2 separate regions of the Homo sapiens genome follow, and region 2 is linked to region 1. A link is an interaction called in ENCODE POLR2A ChIA-PET data of the cell type or tissue named here. Cell type or tissue: OCI-LY7. All regions are shown on one strand. Links, peaks and the distances in the headings refer to the core of each region. The heading gives the core; the rest is flanking DNA. Region 1 overlaps EPB41L4B (erythrocyte membrane protein band 4.1 like 4B). Region 2 overlaps PTPN3 (protein tyrosine phosphatase non-receptor type 3).

The links. Peaks named below come from ENCODE experiments on the same cell type or tissue, not always from the same donor. Only the 100,000 strongest peaks of a DNase experiment are listed, where the experiment ranks them.
Region 2: POLR2A ChIA-PET joins it to region 1 with 9 read pairs; 2 of 35 experiments call an interaction of 5 or more read pairs at or near these places.

What each region holds. Positions count from the first base shown.
Region 1 is chr9:109,291,362-109,300,357 of GRCh38, reverse strand. The region is part of intron 1 of EPB41L4B (erythrocyte membrane protein band 4.1 like 4B); the gene reads left to right. It also overlaps the pseudogene MTND2P11. Among named protein-coding and RNA genes, the nearest start is that of EPB41L4B, 25 kb to the left of the region's middle. In OCI-LY7, for the core only: no CTCF peak of the experiment used is centred there; no DNase peak of the experiment used is centred there.
Region 2 is chr9:109,413,797-109,422,792 of GRCh38, reverse strand. It overlaps PTPN3 (protein tyrosine phosphatase non-receptor type 3), which reads left to right. Exons shown (of 26, transcript NM_002829.4): 13 at 1-75; 14 at 2,193-2,369. Among named protein-coding and RNA genes, the nearest start is that of PTPN3, 80 kb to the left of the region's middle. RefSeq lists enhancers at 3,989-4,048, 5,570-5,629, 6,290-6,519, 6,560-6,609, 6,620-6,779. In OCI-LY7, for the core only: no CTCF peak of the experiment used is centred there; DNase peaks (open chromatin) are centred at 3,832 and 6,452; H3K4me3 peaks cover 885 bases; H3K27ac peaks cover 2,111 bases.

The DNA.
Region 1 (8,996 bases), core at 232-8,231:
GCTGCGTTTAATTGAGTCTCCCTCAAACTCCCACTGAGATGGATAGTGCTGCCGTTGTTAATAGTATATTTAGGTCCATTGAGGGAAAGATTTGGAACATGATAGAAATTTGGGCTAGTTTTTGTCATGGCCCCAGCCACCCTGGCTGTAATCGCTGGACTTGGGTATTCTCTGCCCTGTCGGTGACCGTGAACTTTTAGCTTCTTACCTCTGGCACTTGCCACCGCCCCGTCCCTTCGCTTTCCCTTTCATCTGGGAACAGACCCTCCTCTTCGGTTGACTTTGTCCCCCGCCCCACCTAGTCTCTTCTTATCTCTGCCTCCTCCCTCCTTCTGTGACTCGGAAGCCTTTCTTCACTGTGGTGAATCCACTTGGGTGTTATTTCTGTTCACCGTAGGGTTGTGTTATGGCAGTGGTGTGTCTTTGTTCATAGCTGCAAGCTCTGCTGTGAGTGCGGGGATGGGGGTGAGTGGACCATCCCCACACAGCTGTAAAAGAGGCATGCTATATGATTCCATGTGTATGAACTTCAGCACAGGCAGGAGGAATCTGTGGTACCCGTGGGAGGAAAGGAAGGGGTAGAAATTGGAAAGAGGCACACAAGGAACTTTGCGAGGGGTGAGGAGTATTGCTGAAAATGTTCTGTATTTTCACCTTCATGGTGGTTGCCAGGCACATTCACTTGTGGTAATTCTTTGAGTTGTACATGTATGATCTGTGCACTTTTGTCTAGGTATGTGATGCTTCAATTAAAAAAACAAAACAAAACTTGCTGCACATCATGGCTCATGCCTATAATCCAAGCACTTTGGGAAGCTCAGGCAAGAAAGAGAATCTCTTGGGGCCAGGAGTTCAAGACCAGCCTAGGCAACATAGCAAGACCCGCCCCACCATCTCAACATAAAGGAAAAAAAATCAGCTAGGCATGGTGGTGCATGCCTGTAGTCTCACCTGCTCAGGAGGCTGAGGTGGGAGGATTGCTTGATTCCAGGAAGTCAAGGCTGCAGTGAGCCATGATGGCACCACTGTACTCCAGCCTGGGCAACAGAGTGAGACCTTGTCTTAAAGAAACAAACAAAAAAATCTAGAGAGCCATACAAGGTTCTTAAAAATCTTCCCATTCTACCTAAATAAATAAGTAAGTAATCACATTTGTATAATTCCTTGAAAGATTGGAAGATCTGATAGCACGATCTGATTTCCCATGGAGTGGCAGTTGGCTAGACCTGTGTAGTGACTGCCCACCTCCATTCCTCATAACCCACTTCGCTCGTTAGAATGTCCCCTGTCTTTACAGCATCCAGCAGGAATTCCTCAAAGTGCCTGGTGTGTGGGTGGCAAATGTGTAACCCCATTGCAGAATTCCCTCCTATTTTTGCTTCTCTAGGTATCTTAGAAGGTATAGGGACTGTGGGGGGTTCAGTGCCTGGTCTGGTGGTACTCTTGCAGGGGTACCTTTGGACATGGTGTACTTTTTTTTGTAAGAATACTTTTGGACAATACCTGGGACATTGGAGCCCTGTGTGCTCAACCATTCCAGATAAATTTGCTCTGCTTGAACTGGAGAAAATTGGGGTTAGCGAAAATTGGTCAACTCTTAGCAGTTAAAAGATGACGAGACGTTACCTAGGTGTTTGGTTCTGTAAATAATTTCCTATTTGTGTCTTCTAAAGTAATATTTCATCATAGTACCAGTTAACACTTGTTCCTTGGCATTCAGTTGTTGCTTTTAAAAATGCGTATATGGGCCAGGCGCCGTGGCTCACGCCTGTAATCCCAGCACTTTGGGAGGCTGAGGTGGGTGGATCACAAGGTCAGGAGTTTGAGACCAGCCTGGCCAACATGGTGAAACCCTGTCTCTACTAAAAATACAAAAATTAGCTGGGTGTGGTGGCAGGCGCCTGTAATCCCAGCTACTCAGGAGGCTGAGGCAGGAGAATTGCTTGAACCCAGGAGGCAGAGGTTGCAGTGAGCCGAGATTGCGCCACTGCACTCCAGCCTGGGTGACAGAGCAAGACCTTGTCTTGGGGAAAAAAAAAAAAAAGCATATATGATTGGGAAATTTTCTTCTTAGTGAATGGGTAAGGAAAGGCTAACTTTTTGTGTGGTGAACTTATAGTCAAGATTCTATTCACAGTAGCTCACCCTAACCACAAACCACAGACCTCAGGGAAATAATCTTGATAATCTGTATAAATCCAAGCCTAAGGAGAGGCTGTCAGCATCACACCTTTCTTTTCTCCAGCTGAACGTGTCATTCTCTGCCTTCTTCCTGCAAGAGGCAGTGACTTTTTTTTTTCTTAAGACTACTGACTCACCCAGAAGAAAAAAGGCTATCTATAAAAAGACAACTTTATTTGTATACTCCTCCATCAGATGAATGGATAGTGATGCCTTAGTTATAGTTTTATGACCCTAACAGCCAAGCTCACCATAGACAGGGTTAAAGGAAAAAAGTTCATGTGCTTTTCCACTCATTGACCTTTTTGAAAATCTTACACGCAGAGCCAAGTACATAGCTCTAAAGTTCTGCTTCTTATGTACAGAATACCAGGCATGAGTGGGACCCAAGGAGCTTGGGGTTCAAGACTGTGCCTTGGCCCAAGAAGCATCCAGGCTATTAGGGACAGCTCTCACCATCAGTTTCAGTCCAGGGGAGTACCGTGCAAAGCATCCAGGGGCTGCCACGCAGCGAGGCCTCTGATTGCCGCAGGGATGCTGTGGGAGGTCCTGGGGCTTAGAGTCAGAGGTCCTGGGCAGAGGCCCTGGCTTTGCCGGTGGACAGCCGTGACTGTGCCACATGACGCATCTGCACTGGTTCTCATTTCATCCTCAAATCACTCGGTGGGAAATGCGTGCTATCACCTCCGTTCACAGACAGAAAACAAGCTCAGAAAGGTGAAGGGGCTTTGTTGGGGTCATGCTGGTTGTAAGTAGTGGAGCCCAGCTTCAAACCTGCCCTCTAACTTGAAGCCTGTGTTCTTGTCTCTTGTTAGTTTGCTAGGACTGCTGTAACAAAGTACCCCAGACTGGGTGCCTTAAACAACAGCAAGCAATTTATTTTCTCACCATTCTGGAGGCTGGAATCCAAGATCGTGGTACGGCAGGGTTGGTTTCCTCTGAAGCCTCTCTCCTTGGCTGGCAGATCCCCCCCCACCCCCCCAGCTGCCTCTTCTCCCTCTGCCTTCATGTGGTCTTTCCCCTGCGTATGTGTCCCTGGTGTCTGTGTGTCCCGATCTCTTCTTTTTATAATGACACCAATTGTCATCCAATCAGATTGGATTAGGGTCATTCTAACAACTTCACTTCAGCTTAGTTACCTCTTTAAAAGCCCTGTCTCCAAACACAATCACATTCCAAGGTACCGGGGTTAGGACTTTAACATATTAATTTGGGGTGGGGGGTGTGATACAGTTCAGCCCATAACACTACCCTGTCTCTTAGCCATCATGAGCTCACCTCCCTCATTTTTTTTTTTTTTTTTTTGAGACATGGCCTCGTTCTGCAGTGGTGTGATCATAGCTTACTGCAGCCTCAAACTCCTGGGCTCAAACTCAGTCTTCCCACTTCATACTCCCCAGTGACTGGGGCTACAGATATGTGCCACCATGCCAGATAATTTTTAAAATTTTGTGTAGAGATGGAGGTCTGGCTGTGTTGCCCATGCCAATCTTGAATTCCTGGCCTCAAGTGATCCTCCTGCCTCTGCCTCCCAAAGTGCTGGGATTACAGATGTGAGCCACTGCACCTGGCCTCACCTCCCTCTTCTGTAAATAGGCATGCCACCTAAAATGAGGCTACCTTCATCCCCAGGCCCGTCCCATAGGTGAACCCAGGCCAAACCCTGTTAAATTCATCATCATTTCATATAATCCTTTTAACATCCTTGCTAGGTAAGAAATTTACTGGACATCAAACTTAGCCTGAGCTGAGTAATAGAGTTAGGATTCAAACTCTCACCTGCTGACTCCCGAGTCCATGTCTTCAGTGCACTGCATCATAAGGTGTATTATGAGATTCCAAAACTATGATTTCAGGGCTATGGAAGCTTCATGGCTTATGGGGGAACAGTCACTACAGGACTTGGAAGTTTCAGGAAGCGTCATGTGCGAGATAGCATTGACATGCCTTACTTTTCAAATGTTCTCACATTCCTAAGTTGCAAGGATGGGTAGGGGCAGTCATCCACCCAAAGTTAGTCCTTTCTGTTCACGTTTCTTGGCTAGATTTCCTGGGAATTTGTTGCATATTTATTTATGTGGAGTTATTTGCTTTCAGAATTGCATGGAGGGGGAATCTGCAATCTGGCTGCAAAAAGTAATTTGGCAATTTATTTTCAGGGCTGCCCTTCTTCCAGCAGCTTGTTTCAAATTCAACCTCTGGCACAGAGACATCCATCATTTTAATTGCATGTTACTGTTTAGTGAGGCACAAATTTGTTTCATTTTCTTTTTCTTTCTCCTGTAGTAGTAGGTGGTTGTGGGTTTTTTTCCTGATTTGCCACAAAAAAGAAAAAAAAACAGAAAAAAAGAATTACCTAAACCACTTTTTTATGGCCAAGGAGTTTATAACACTGAGCTGTCTGGGGGTTTTTTTTGGTGTTGCATATTTGGTTCTTAACCTTTCAGTAGCAGAAATGCGAGCCTTGCCTTTTCTTTTCCTGTTCAGATAATGTCCATAATACAGTCGCCTGAACATAGTCCCAAGAAGGAAAATTGTATTGGTCTCAGGGTCAGAAGGTTTGCTTTTCATTCTGGTTTTGCAGTGACTGCCTGGCTGTGTGACCTGCCTCTTGCCTCACTTTTTCCATCCATAAAATGAAGGACTTGAATGTGCAGATTTCTAGAACATTCCTATGTTCTTGTGCCTGTAATACTGAGTCCTGGGCAGGGTGGCCATCCAAGTATGTCCACTGAGGAGCTTGTCTTGTTCCATATCGTGATGTTCTTATTCTGCTGGGTTGTGGATTATGGTGCTTTAGTTCAAAGTCAAAAATCAATCCTGTATCCCTCAGCAATCTTCTAAGGGATAAAAATATTGTTTACATAAAATTAGCTTGGGTAGAAAGTTAGCTTTGATGTTCAAAGCTAAGAACTTAGCTTTCATTGCTGCATATACTTCGTTTCTTGCTGTAAAAGGACGTGGTGTCTGTGAAGTTAGGCACAAAGTCCAGGAGTGCATCCCCTTTATAAGGTGCACCAAGCACTGGGGCATGGGGACAAAATGTGACTCAACGTCCATAGGTGGGTGCTGAGTTGGGTGCCAGGACTCTTGTGTATTGTGTTTTGTTTTCACAGTGTGGAAGAGATTAATTGTTAATGGTTTGGAGTAATTTTTTCTGTCTGCATCTCGCAACACTTTCCTCGTCACCGTGGATGTCAGACTCTTCACCCAGTGACCTGGAGTCTCCAAGTCAGGGCTCAGCCCACACTGTGCTGACACCCTCCAATCCCCAACTCCTTTGCACGTTACAAGATTTTGTTTTAAGTGTTTATTATGGAGATTTAAAAATATACAAAATATCGAGAAAGTGTGGTGAAACTCTCATGTACACAACACCCACTTATGATTCTGAAATATTTTAAAGCAAGTCCCAGGCAACTTATTGTTTAACCTGTTAATACTTAAATATTCACTAATAAATACTTATACACACACACACACACACACACACACACACACACAGCCACAATATCATTATACTCCACAAAACGAACAATTATTATTTTTTTTGAGGGGGTACGGGGTCTCTGTTGCCCAGGCTGGAATGCAGTGATGTGATCATGGCTCACTGCAACTTCAACCTCCTGGTCTCAAGCAATCCTCAATCTTCCTCCTACCTCAGCCTCCTGAGTAGCTGAGACTACCGGCATGTGGAACTGCTCTTGGCTAAATTCTTATTTTTAGTAGAGATCAGGTCTCACTGTTTCCCAGGCTGGTCTCAAACTCCTGGGCTCAAGCATTCCACCTACCTCGGCCTCCCAAAGTGCTGGGATTATAGGCATGAGCCATCATATCTGGCCTAACAATGATTTTTTTTTTTTTTTTTTTGAGACGGAGTCTCACTCTCTCTCGCCCAGGCTGGAGTGCAGTGGCGTGATCTCGGCTCACTGCAAGCTTCACCTCCTGAGTTCACGCCATTCTCCTGCCTCAGCCTCCCGAGTAGCTGGGACTACAGGTGCCCACCACCACGCCTGCTAATTTTTTTGTATTTTCGTAGAAATGGGGTTTCACTGTGTTAGCCAGGATGGTCTCGATCTCCTGACCTCGTGATCTGCCTGACTCAGCCTCCCAAAGTGCTGGGATTACAGGCGTGAGCCACCACACCCGGCCAACAATGATTTCTTAATGTCACCTGATACAAAGTCCTTGATGGGTTTAGTGCAATTATCTTAAAAACCTTTTATAGTTGGTTTGTTTAACCAGAAGCTACTACAGACCACACATTGCATCTAGTAGATATGTCTCTTAAGTTCTTTTTATCTGTACATCCCCTTCTCCTCTTTTCAATGTGGTTTATTGAGTTCTAATATGGAGTTGGTGATGTAGCGTAAGGCAGCCTCAGAGAGTCCAATATCGTTAACATCTTTCTCCTAAACAGAGTTAGTGCCCTTCAAAAAACAGTTTTTAGTTTATGTTTTTTTTTTTTTTTTTTTTTTAAGAATGTGTATGTTGTCCAGGCATGGTGGCTCACCCCTGTAATCTCAGCACTTTAGGAGGCCAAGACAGGTAGATCACCTGAGGTCAGGAGTTGGAGACCAGCCTGGCTGACATGAAGAAACCCCATCTCTACTAAAAATACAAAAAATTAGCCGAGCGTGGTGGCGGGTGCCTGTAATACCAGCTACTCAGGAGGCTGAGGCAGGGGAATCACTTGAACCCAGAAGGCAGAGGTTGCAGTGACCTGAGATCATGCCATTGCACTCCAGCCCTGGCAACAAGAGTGAAACTCCGTCTCAAGGAAAAAAAAAAAAAAAAGAATGCATATGTTTATTCTGCTTCCTTGTCTTCAAGCAAATGAAACCTAAGTTAACGTCATGCTGTGGGGATGTCCTAAGAAGAAACATTTTTTAAATTATGAAAAACATCATAAATACAAAATCTTTTATGTACGCATACAATACCATGCATACACACTGTATCTGTGTATATATATGGTTTTCATTCTGGTAATCTTTTGTTGCATAACACACTCCCCCAGTGCTTAGTGCTGTAAAACAACCACATTTGTCATGATGGGTTCTGTTGGTCAAGAATTTGAGCAGGGCTCACAGCTGGGAGATGCTTCTGCTCCTCATGGCATTGACCAAGGGGTCAGTTGGAAGGTGGGCTCGTGTGGAGTGTCCAAAATGGCTGCACTCACATATCTGGTACCTTGGAAGGGATTGCTGGAAGGCTGAGCTCACCTGGGATGGTTGACTGGCACACGTGCTTGTGGCCTCTTAAACGTGGCAGTCTCAGGGTAGTTAGACGTTTCACATGGTAGCTGGCTCTTCTAGAGCAAGCTTCCTAGGAGAACTGTCACCTAGCCTTGGAAATCGCAGAACATCATTAACACCATATTTGATTGGGTTGATGCACTGACAGGCTCTTCCAGATTCAAGGGAAAAGGACAGAGACCCCCTCTCTTGATAAGAGTATCAGAGAATTGCAGCCATGTTTGTAAGCTCCACAGTTTAAAAGAATAATACTGAAACTGACACCTTAGGTATTTGGCTACCTGGTACTTTTTAAGTCCCCATGTACTTGCTTGTCTTTTGGTGTAAGATGGAAGCCACTGGGATGGGAGGCACCTGCCTTAGAGGTCATTCAGGGTATCTCCTGCCTCCCATTCCCATTCATGAGGGATTTGAATGGACTCAATTGGGCAAGTGCACTGTGACAGTTTACATGACTTGCCTTGCCTGATGATAATGGCAACAGTGGGAGGCTCCCAATACAAACTTTAAAAGAAGTTTGTCCAGTGGACCTTTGTGTTAGGGAGGCTGCCTGATATTTTGTTAATGTCCCTGTCAGTAGGGATAGTATATTAGCCAGTGTGTCTGCTAGTATTGTGACCAGAAAAAGTGATGGGTGAAACCAAGTCTCAGGGCAGCCAGAATCAAGTAGCTTCAGGTATCCTTGGCTTTAGTGAGCATCTTGAGGAATAAATGGGAAACCCATTCGTACACTATTGAATCACTGGTGTTAGACATGTTTGGACAGACCTATAGGTAGACAGGAATTGAGGTCCCTAGCAGATGTTAGGCGTTCTGTGTTGATTGAAAGAGGGTTCATAGGAATGTGACCAGTGGGGTCACACAGTCCTCATAGCAGCCCTGTGAAGGAGATGCTGTTAAAGGAAGAAATGAGCGCTTTGAATCTCTGCAGAGATCTAAATACAGCATGGCCTAAGGACAGTTTATTGGCCTGGAACAGAGGCTGATCAATAGCTGATCAGTAATGCAACACAAAGTCTCAGTGTTTTAAATTGATCCCTCCGTGAGTCGAAGCCAGTGCGACTATGGTTCTGTGGTGGAACAGTTGAGCCTAGAATCTGCCTGTCTGGGCCATCTACAGCACATTGGAAGCCCCTTGCCCATGGAGTGAGGAGGGCCCTGGTCATCCGTGGAACTGATCATCAATGCCTCCTTCCACGGACTCGCACACCAAGATGACAGGCAGTCACTTTCTTCTAAGATTGTTCTTACTTCCTTGTTGATCAAAATTAAGGACAGTTGTTTTGTTGCTTCCTCTGATTTCTAAGAGATTGTTAGCCTGGCAAGTCAGGAAATCAATAACATGTGCTCTGTTTTACCAGAATTGAATTTCCAGGAGCCGCCTAGACTGTTGACGTCCCTTCTCACTACAGCGTCTTGGCCTCTGTGTTAGTTTGTGAGCAAATAATCTGCTTTCCCTGTGCTACAGCTTTCCTGCCCTTCAGACTAAGTGGGAATTGGGAATTGCCTCCCCACCGTGAGATCTGTTTGTTGGACTGTGTGTGGCCTTGTATCCCA
Region 2 (8,996 bases), core at 708-8,707, 120 kb before region 1:
GCGGAGATCCTTATCAGTGGAGCACTTAGAAACCAAGAGTCTGCCTTCTCGTTCCCCTCCCATTACTCCCAACTGGTATGTCCTCCTTTTTTTTTTTTTTGTACTACCCAACAGTAGACACTTTATCTCTTTTAAAAATAAAAACTCAACTTATAAACTCCTAAAGATAGATGACCTACAATTTGCATTTTAGGCTCTTGGCAGAAGTAACTGTTTTCATGAAGTACACAAGTCTAGCTAAATGTTTTCCATCGTGTATAATGCTGAGATGCTCTTTTTAAAAAAACTTATTCAATCTAAATAGTTTGGGAAACTCGAGCCTGCTGAAAGGCCTCCTTTGGAATCACAGCACACATTAGCATATTAAACACTCTGAGACGTCCAATAATAAAAAAGTACGGTTAGCTTTACTTAATTCATGTTTTCCATTAATATCCCACAAAATAAACTTTAGGGAAAACTAACGCAGGTACGTGATGTAAATGATGTAAGGATGTATGACCTTCAGCAGCAGAAGCAAATGCACATCAGTAAGTAGCAGGCCAACTTAAGAGGATGGACTCAGCTTAAAAAGAAATAGGTGGTCGTTTGGTAAAGTGAGAAGGGCACTGGGTTTGTAGCAGAAAGACCTAAACTCAGGTTTTGGCCCTTCTGTTAATTAACAAGTTTCTTTACCTCTGTAGCCTCAGTTTCCCCATATCTAAAAAGATGATAAAAACTACCGCAAATGAAATAATAATGTACAAGTACGTAGTAAGCTTTTAAAAGAGTCAGGTGGAATTATCATTATCTTATTATAATGGTCCTCAAAGACATCACACCATTTTTGTGAATACCTCCAAAAAGGCTAGGGGCCAGAGGGGAAACCTAGCAGGGAATCATTGCCCCCAGCTCCACACTGGAGTAAGAGTGCGTGGCTGTAAATACCTGATCCAGGATCTGCTAAGCCTAAGAGAAACTGGGAGACAGGCAGACAGAGGAGATGCTGTGCTGGGCCTGCTAGGGAAGGACCCCTTCACTGGGGGCCTAATGCTCTGGGAAGGGACAGTGATAGTATTTAGTGTTAGAAATCATGACGTAACTGAATAGATTTGCTTCTTGGTTTCCAACATTTAGATACCTCATTCTAAAGAGGTAAATTTATGCTATAACACAGCAGCTTAATTTATCTGAAAATCTCATCGGCAGCAATGCCAGGGGCCCAGAGAGCCCAGGACTGGATCCAGGGGAACAGCGGGGTTGGATGTTGCCACACTCGTGGCCCGGAGCTCCTGTGGCTATTTATAGGTCCTCTCCTGAGGAGTCACAAGAGCCTTTTTACTTCTGCTTTGGACACAGCATTATTGATTATCCAGGCCCAGGGGGATTGCAAATCATGGAGGCCCTGACAGTCCTGAGGAGAAATGGCTAACAAAGAAAGGGAAGATGGAAAAACTGTGAGGGAAAATAGAACTTAGAAAGCTTGGCAGCTTGGGATCCCCCGCTGCAGGAGCTGACGCCCAGGTGCCACACTGGATGCCCTGAGAACACGGCCTCATTGGATTCATTCTCAGGAGCAGGTAAGTACAGCCGAGGCCCAGAGAGGTGACGTGCCTTGCCCAAGGTCACATGCCTACTGCCACTGTTGGAGGACAGTCCAGTGTTTATATGCCCATCTAATGCATATAAACGTGTTTAATAAGGGATATATCTTAAAAAGCAAACATTTTCTCTTGGATCAAGTGAAATTCACATGAAGGGATGTCGTTGAAATAAGGTTGGAGTTTTGCTGAGAAATGTAGTTTGGCTTCTAACCCTTTTGTTTGCATTGTTCAAATTAATCAGAAAAATTATCTGAATAGCAGTCCATATGGCCTATTTATGTTTTGAGAGCTTGAGTCCTCCTGGAAGAATAACTTACCCTTAAGTCAATACCCGTCACTTCCCAAAGGGCATAAACCCATCTAATTCTGCCTGTTTATACAGCTGAGGCTACTGTTTTGGGAGCCACCACTTGACTGAGAGTGTTAGGGATTTGTGTCACCCTTGGTGCCTTCTGCTGGGGTAGTAATGAGTTAACCGGCTCTGAATGTCAGCCTCCGCCAAGGAAGGCATCCTTAGAAAGGTCAGGACACGAGGTTCACTGGTGTCTAATAAAATTTTTAAGTGGAATTTGCTTTGAACACTTTGCACTCAACGTTTTTCCCACCCAGGCGAAGTCCTCGGCTCCGGCACGAAATCCGAAAGCCACGCCACTCTTCTGCAGATAACCTTGCAAATGAAATGACCTACATCACGGAAACGGAAGATGTATTTTACACGTACAAGGGCTCTCTGGCCCCTCAAGACAGCGATTCTGAAGTTTCTCAGAACCGAAGCCCGCACCAAGAGTAAGAAACTCGTGTTGTTTTATTTCTGGGTATTTGCTTTTTGGCTGTTGCGGAATTTGCTCAGGTCCAGGTTGCCATTTGAGAGGAACCAAGAGCTGGTGCCTGCAGCCAGCTCCCACAGGTGCCTTCTGCCAGGATAAGAACATAAATCAGACTCTACCTTTTCACCCGGAAGACGGTCTATGTGCCTGGGGTCTAGAGCTTGTACTTCTTTTTGTCCACGACAAAGACTTCCTAGTCACTAAGTACTTGTTAGTCTCTTGAATTAGTCTCCTCTCCAGCTCACAAGCAAAGCCCAGTTTAATCATTCCCTGTTCTGGAGGTACAGACTCTAGGGCCATGCTAACTCTGATTTCTCTAGATTATTAAAGTTTTACCATCACATGATTTCAAATCATTGGAAATATGCTTGCTTCTAAAAGCCTTCTCCGAACAACAGGGTTCTGAGGGGTTTTGTTTTCAATTAATAGTTAGTATAAAGAAACAAACGTTAGAACATCTCTAATTTTCTTTGAGAAATTTTTTGTTAAATTTTTATGTCCTACCTCCCCCACCCCGCTTTTTTAACGTGACAGAGTTCCCTCATAGCTCAAGGACAGAAAAAATGTCTGTCCTGAAAGATGGTTGAGTGCTTTTGTTATTCAATAGGATATATTTAACCCATTTGTTTCCCTTTTTGCCTTGGTTACCAGGGAGTTCAGAACTGCACATTAGGCTCAATTGTATTCACTTCCCTCAGCCCAGATTTCTTGTATAGGACCTTCTCTTCCTCATTTGCCTTTGTTATATGGGTCTTTTTTTTCTTATTTTAATGGATTCATAGTTACATATCTGTACGTTTTGGGGTAAACTCGCAAATCATTTTTTTAAGTAGGTAAGACATAGATTATAAATTAGGTTAAAGCATGATAGTAAAGGATCAACTGTTAGGAAATCAACCATAGTCATTGGGTATCTATTCTGTTAAGCCCCATACTATTTCTAAAATATAGTAAGATAATGGCCCCCCTAACAGCTGAGGATTAGCAAGCAGGCACGTTAGTTAATCTGTAAATTTTTTACCACTGTAGCTATTAGGCTGAAAGCATCAAATGCACCCTGATTGGACTCCAGGCATTTGCAGGTGAATTGCAAATCTCCTTCCCATTTGTATGTGAGGCTGCTACCTCTCCTCTGTCCTTGCCCACAGCAAACATGGTTTCCAGTTTATCTGTGTTCTTAACACCTCTGGTTAAATAATCCCTGTGGTCATTCTTTCCTTGTGACCTGAGCTTGGATGATGCTTTTGCTAAATGATTGCTATCTCTTGTTCCAACTTGCAGCCTGCTGCCCCTTTGTCAGGGCTACAGTGGATGATTGTGAGTTCCTTTGTGTGACTTTGTAGCTTTTCAAACCACAAGCACATCTAGAAATACAAAGCAGGAGTGCAGGCATGCGTGACTAGAGCCGTTTTGAGTCTGCAGTGGGGGCTCTGCGGCTTTGGCAAAAGGAGAAAACGGTTTAGGGAAGCGTTGGAGGGCTCTGGGAAGCCCACTCACACCTGCTGCGTCAGAGCTTCCTGTGGTGGTTTGCAGTCCCATCACAGAATTGTACAGCATCTAAACCTTCCCTGTCCAGTACAGCAGCCACCAGCCCCAGTTGTCTATTCAGATTTAAATTAATTAAAATAATAAAAATGTAGGCATTCAGTTCCTCAGTCACATGAGCCTCATTTGAATTGCTTGACAGCCACACAGGAGTGTTGGCCTCCATCTTGGACAGCACAGATACAGCCCATTCCCATCACTGCAGAAAGTGTTGTCAGCAGCACTCATCTAGACTAACACGTTTATTCCATCGTTCATTTAAAGGGTGAACCCCTAGAATATCTACAAGCGAAAAGTGCATTTTTCACACAGAATTCATGTGGGAGTAGGTTTGGAATCATCACCTTGCTTGCAGTCTGGGCGCTCCACACCACTCACCCAGCTGCTCATCTGTGGCATGGGGCAGGTGGATAGCCTCTGAGTGCCCTCACAGCCCAGCACCCTCTGTCTCTTTATGCAATCAGTGCCAGGTGGGGAGGGATGCATTCTGTCCAATGACATGCAGGCACTTTAGAGGGCTTGCATTCATTCCCAAGTCCAGCGGCACACTTTATACATCCTTGGCTGGTCATTGAGGGGAACACCGGAGCAAATCAGAGAAGTTGTTTCAGGAGCCTCCAGGCCAGCTGGGCAAATAGCACATTATCAGCCTACGCTGCCACACTCCAGGGCTCTGTCACTTTGGTGAAAGGAAAAGGGGGGCTTAGGGAACAGTACGTGCCCTACATCAGATTTTCCTCCTGTGGTCTGCAGTCCCATCACAGAGCATCTAGACCTTCATAGTCCAATACAGCAGCCACCAGCTCCATAGGACTATTTACATTCCAGTTCATTAAAATTAAATAAGATTTAAAATTCACTCCTTCAAGCACTGTTTGATGTAAGTGATTTCTGGCCCTGCTTGTTCCTATACATTGCACAATGAGTCTTCTTGAAACCCCTCCTTGAGACCTTGTAAAGTGTGTCATCTTGGGGCTCTTTTTATCTTGCAGCTAAATGTTAAGAATAGCAAATAACAGTGGTTCAAAGGCAGGCTTCCTTGTGGGGTTTTACCAGGTGCACTGACAATAGACATGTCAGGGGGTCAAGTTAGTGACTGTGCTCTGCAAGTGGGATGAACAGCCAGAAAAGCAGCCCCCACCACCTCTGTTAGGTGGGAGACCTCTTCCTGCCGGTGGGAAGCCACTTTGTGCTGGGTCTTCAGAGGAGGCTGGCCCTCCTGAGGGTCTGGGAACCCCCATTGCTCCAGGTAAGAAGTACAGACTGGTCTGTACCTGGTGAGAGAAAAAAAGAAAAAAAAAAAAACCTGTTGGTTAGTTTCTGTGAGTATTTGCAAAATGTTTACAAAATATTTGACATGTTTTATACAGCAGATTTGTGTTAAGAGGCAAAAAGAAGCATTCTGTCAGAGAAATCGGATGAATAATATCACAGACAGTGAGGAGGGTTCCTTTTAAGAAGAAGAATTAAGTGCGATGTTCTGTACTCGTTTAAAAAAGAAGAAAGAGAGAAAGAAAAAGAGCGGTTAGATTTGGCTGTAAACCCAGAGTGGCGCAGCTCAGGCTGCCTGAGTGCCATCTTAGCGGATGAGTCACTTGCTGGTTTGTTCCGTATTTATAGCAGCACAGCAAAGTTTATGATTATAGTTATGAATCCTTGGCAGTTTGCTTTGTGCCCAAGTAGGCTGCACTCTTTTGTTGCTCCCAAGGTTCTATCAGCCATTGTGTGTTCCTTTCCCTGCTTCCGAATGAAGACCAAATTCTGCAGAGAAGTAAGTTTCTTTCATGGCAGAAATGAAAAAGCTACCACTCTCCACCCAGATAAAAGGGAGAGAATGTTCCCTAAAGAAAGAGACATGCAGAACAGAAACTGGGGGAAACACATTGTAGAGCAGTTTAGAGTTGTATTAGAAAAACTTTCTGGTTGCTATTTTATCACAGTTGTCTTGATGGGTCACCAGCATGACACCCTCCGAGTGGATGGGGCTTCATGCCTGCATAACTTCTTCGCTGTTTGCCTCTTTCCTTAGAGCCTGCCTTCTTCCATGGGATTTGGGGCAGCCATTGTTTTTTATTTCAAAAATTCTGTGCTGGCCAGCCATAGTGGCTCATACCTATAATCCCAGTACTTTGGGAGGCCATGCTGGTCAGATTGCTTGATCCCAGGAGTTCAAAACCAGCCTGGGCAACATGGCAAAACCCCATTTCTACAAAAAAATGCAAAAATTAGGCGGGCACGATGTTGTCTGCGTGTTGTCCTGGCTGCTCGGGAGGTTGAGATGAGAGAATCACTTGAGCCCAGGAGGTCGAGGCTGCAGTGAGCTGTGGTCGCACCCCTGCACTCCAGGCTGGGCATTGGAGTGAGACCCTGTCAAAAAAAAAAAAAAGAAACAAAAAAACAAAAAACAAAAAACTTCTGTTCATTGGAAGGAACCTGGGGGATCCCCTTCTTCAGCTTTGGCGGCAGTGTAGGAATTCCCCCAGCCCTGAGAGCCCTGCGAGCAATGGAGAGTCCCCTACAGTGCAGCTGTGTGCTCTGTCGTTAGACAGCCCAGGTGCCCACTGTTCTTCCCAAGCTGTGCTGGAAGCCTCCTTGACGCTGACCCAGCATCAAGGTTCCTGCCTTGAACTCTCAGGACAACACAGATGGTGTCTGTTCCCAGTTCCACCTGCCAGCCTTGGTTACTGTTCCTTAAGATAGACAATTCCAATGTAGTCACTTTCCACCCATCACCCTCGTAACCACCATTCTCCAAGTGCAAATGAGCCTTCTAGAGGGTGGCACTAGATCTGAATGTGGAGGAAGGATCTGCATACCATTCTACATGTCCCCCTCGGAGGACACCAGGCAGGGACAGGGTTTTGTTCAGAGTGTTTGTGTCCCTTTTCCTTGAACCTTGCCTTCTTGTTTGAGTCCACTTGCGTGTAGATGTCTCTCAGATACCTGAAACCCAATATGATCCAATCTCAGCTCCTCATGTTGGTGTCCAGCCCATGGCTGTTCCTGTGTCTTGGTAAGGGGGGCCATTGTTTCAGTACTTCCCAGTTTGCACCTATTTGAAACATCAGTCGTCCCTCACTCCTCCTTTTCTTTCACTGTCCCTATGCCATTTCTCATCGTGTTGATTCTACCTCCCAGACATCTCTTACATTTGACTCCTCCACCATCCCCACTGCACTGCCCCCATGCAGCCACCATCGTCTCTTGCACAGTCTAGCTCAGTCATATCCAAATCGTTCCCCTGTCTTTGGTGTCACCTCCTTCCACACCATGCTTCACAAGAATAGCAAATTTATCATTCTGAAATACACATCCAAGAATGTCACTTCCTGCTTAAATACCTTTTCTCTGCTTTTTCAGCATTTCCTGCCTTTACCTGTGCTACTGCTTTTGTTTGTGTGTTTGTTATTATCAGTGTTTTGCCAGAATGCCTTTTTTCCCACTTGACTACCTGTTCAAACTCCTATTAATTCATCTTTCAAACTCAAGCTCAAGTGCACCTGCTCCAGGAAGCCTCTCCTGGCCTTACACAGTACCCTAGACATCTGAGCATCTCCACTGTAACATGATAATATTATTACTTGGTTAATTGTATTTCTTCTCCTTTGGACAGTGAATTCTTTGAGGGCAGGGATAGTGCCCTATTCACCTCTCCTTCCTTAAAACCTGACATGGTTATTTGGCATTTAATAGACATTCAGTGACTATTTGGATGGATGGATGGATGGATGGATGGATGGATGGATGGATGGATGGATGGTTGGATGGACGGACGGATGGACGGATGGACGGACGGACGGACGGACAGACGGACAAATGGTTAGATGAAACTAGATGGGGCCCCGAGATACAAACTCCTAAGTTTTCACAATGGGATGCCCCCTCTGCCACTTCCACATCATGTGTCCATATCACATGAGCAACATCACACCATATTTATCTGTACCCCAAGAACTCAAACATATTTACTTTGACAAGTTTGGTAACTGTCACCTGTGAGCAGGACTATGTGGTAGGTGCCCCTGCAGGGCATCTGTCAATGAGAAATTCTCCTCAGAGAATTCAGGGATGAATTGACCGAGGTTTAGCAAGTGCTTTCTTGCCAGTGAGGTGTCTGATATCTATAGGGGAAGCCTAGACAGATTCATGATCTGTTGTTCCAGCAGGAAAGACTGTGAGCTCATAAAGCACCATACCTGAACCATATCCCCTCTGCCACTTTGATCTTGTGCCCTTGGCATTTATTACAGCCCCAGATGAGCTGTTTCCTGTGGTGACTGTCTCCACATCATAAAAATGTGTATTGGAAGACAGTCTTCTTTCTGTTACTCAAGGACCCTTATGTGAGGAGCCATGTGGGAAATTTCTCCAGGAATTTTATTCAGAAGAAACTGTGCCCTCTGGGTGAACTGGTATGAGTTCCTCTAGCGCCGTGCTATTCCAGCTGTGGCCACAGGCCAGCAGCTGCAGCACCTGAGAGCTGGTCGGAATGCAGAATCTCAGACCCACACAGGCCTGCCGAATCATACTCTGCATTCAGCAGGACCCCAGCTGGTTCCTGTGCACAGCACATTCTCAGAAGCTCTGATCTTGCAGATGAGAACCATTTAACTCGCCTTCACTTTGCACCTGAGCTTCCAGATTCCTGAGTAAATTCCTTGCTCTTTTAGAGTAACTCACCCAATCACCTCGGGTGATCCTCTTGGTACCTTGCCAAGAGGCTTTATTCTTCATTCACTCAGCATTTCAGTTGAGTACTCCCTGTGTGCCTGGTCCTGTGTTCCGAGTACTAGGAGAGGAACAGAAAGAGCACTAGGGTCTCCTGACCTTGAGAAGCTCCCAAAACAGGGCCCCTGTTCCATCACACCACAATTTGAGAGCAGGACTTTGCCTCCTTTCACAGGCGGCGGGGCGGGGAGGTCTTTAATTTTCTAGGGTTTAGGGAGAGCTTCGTGCGGGAGTGTCTCTTTCATGGGAGTGTTTCTTTCTGATGCCTGCTGCCTTTACAGTTCAGAAGCATGTGTTTTCTGGAGGGTGAATA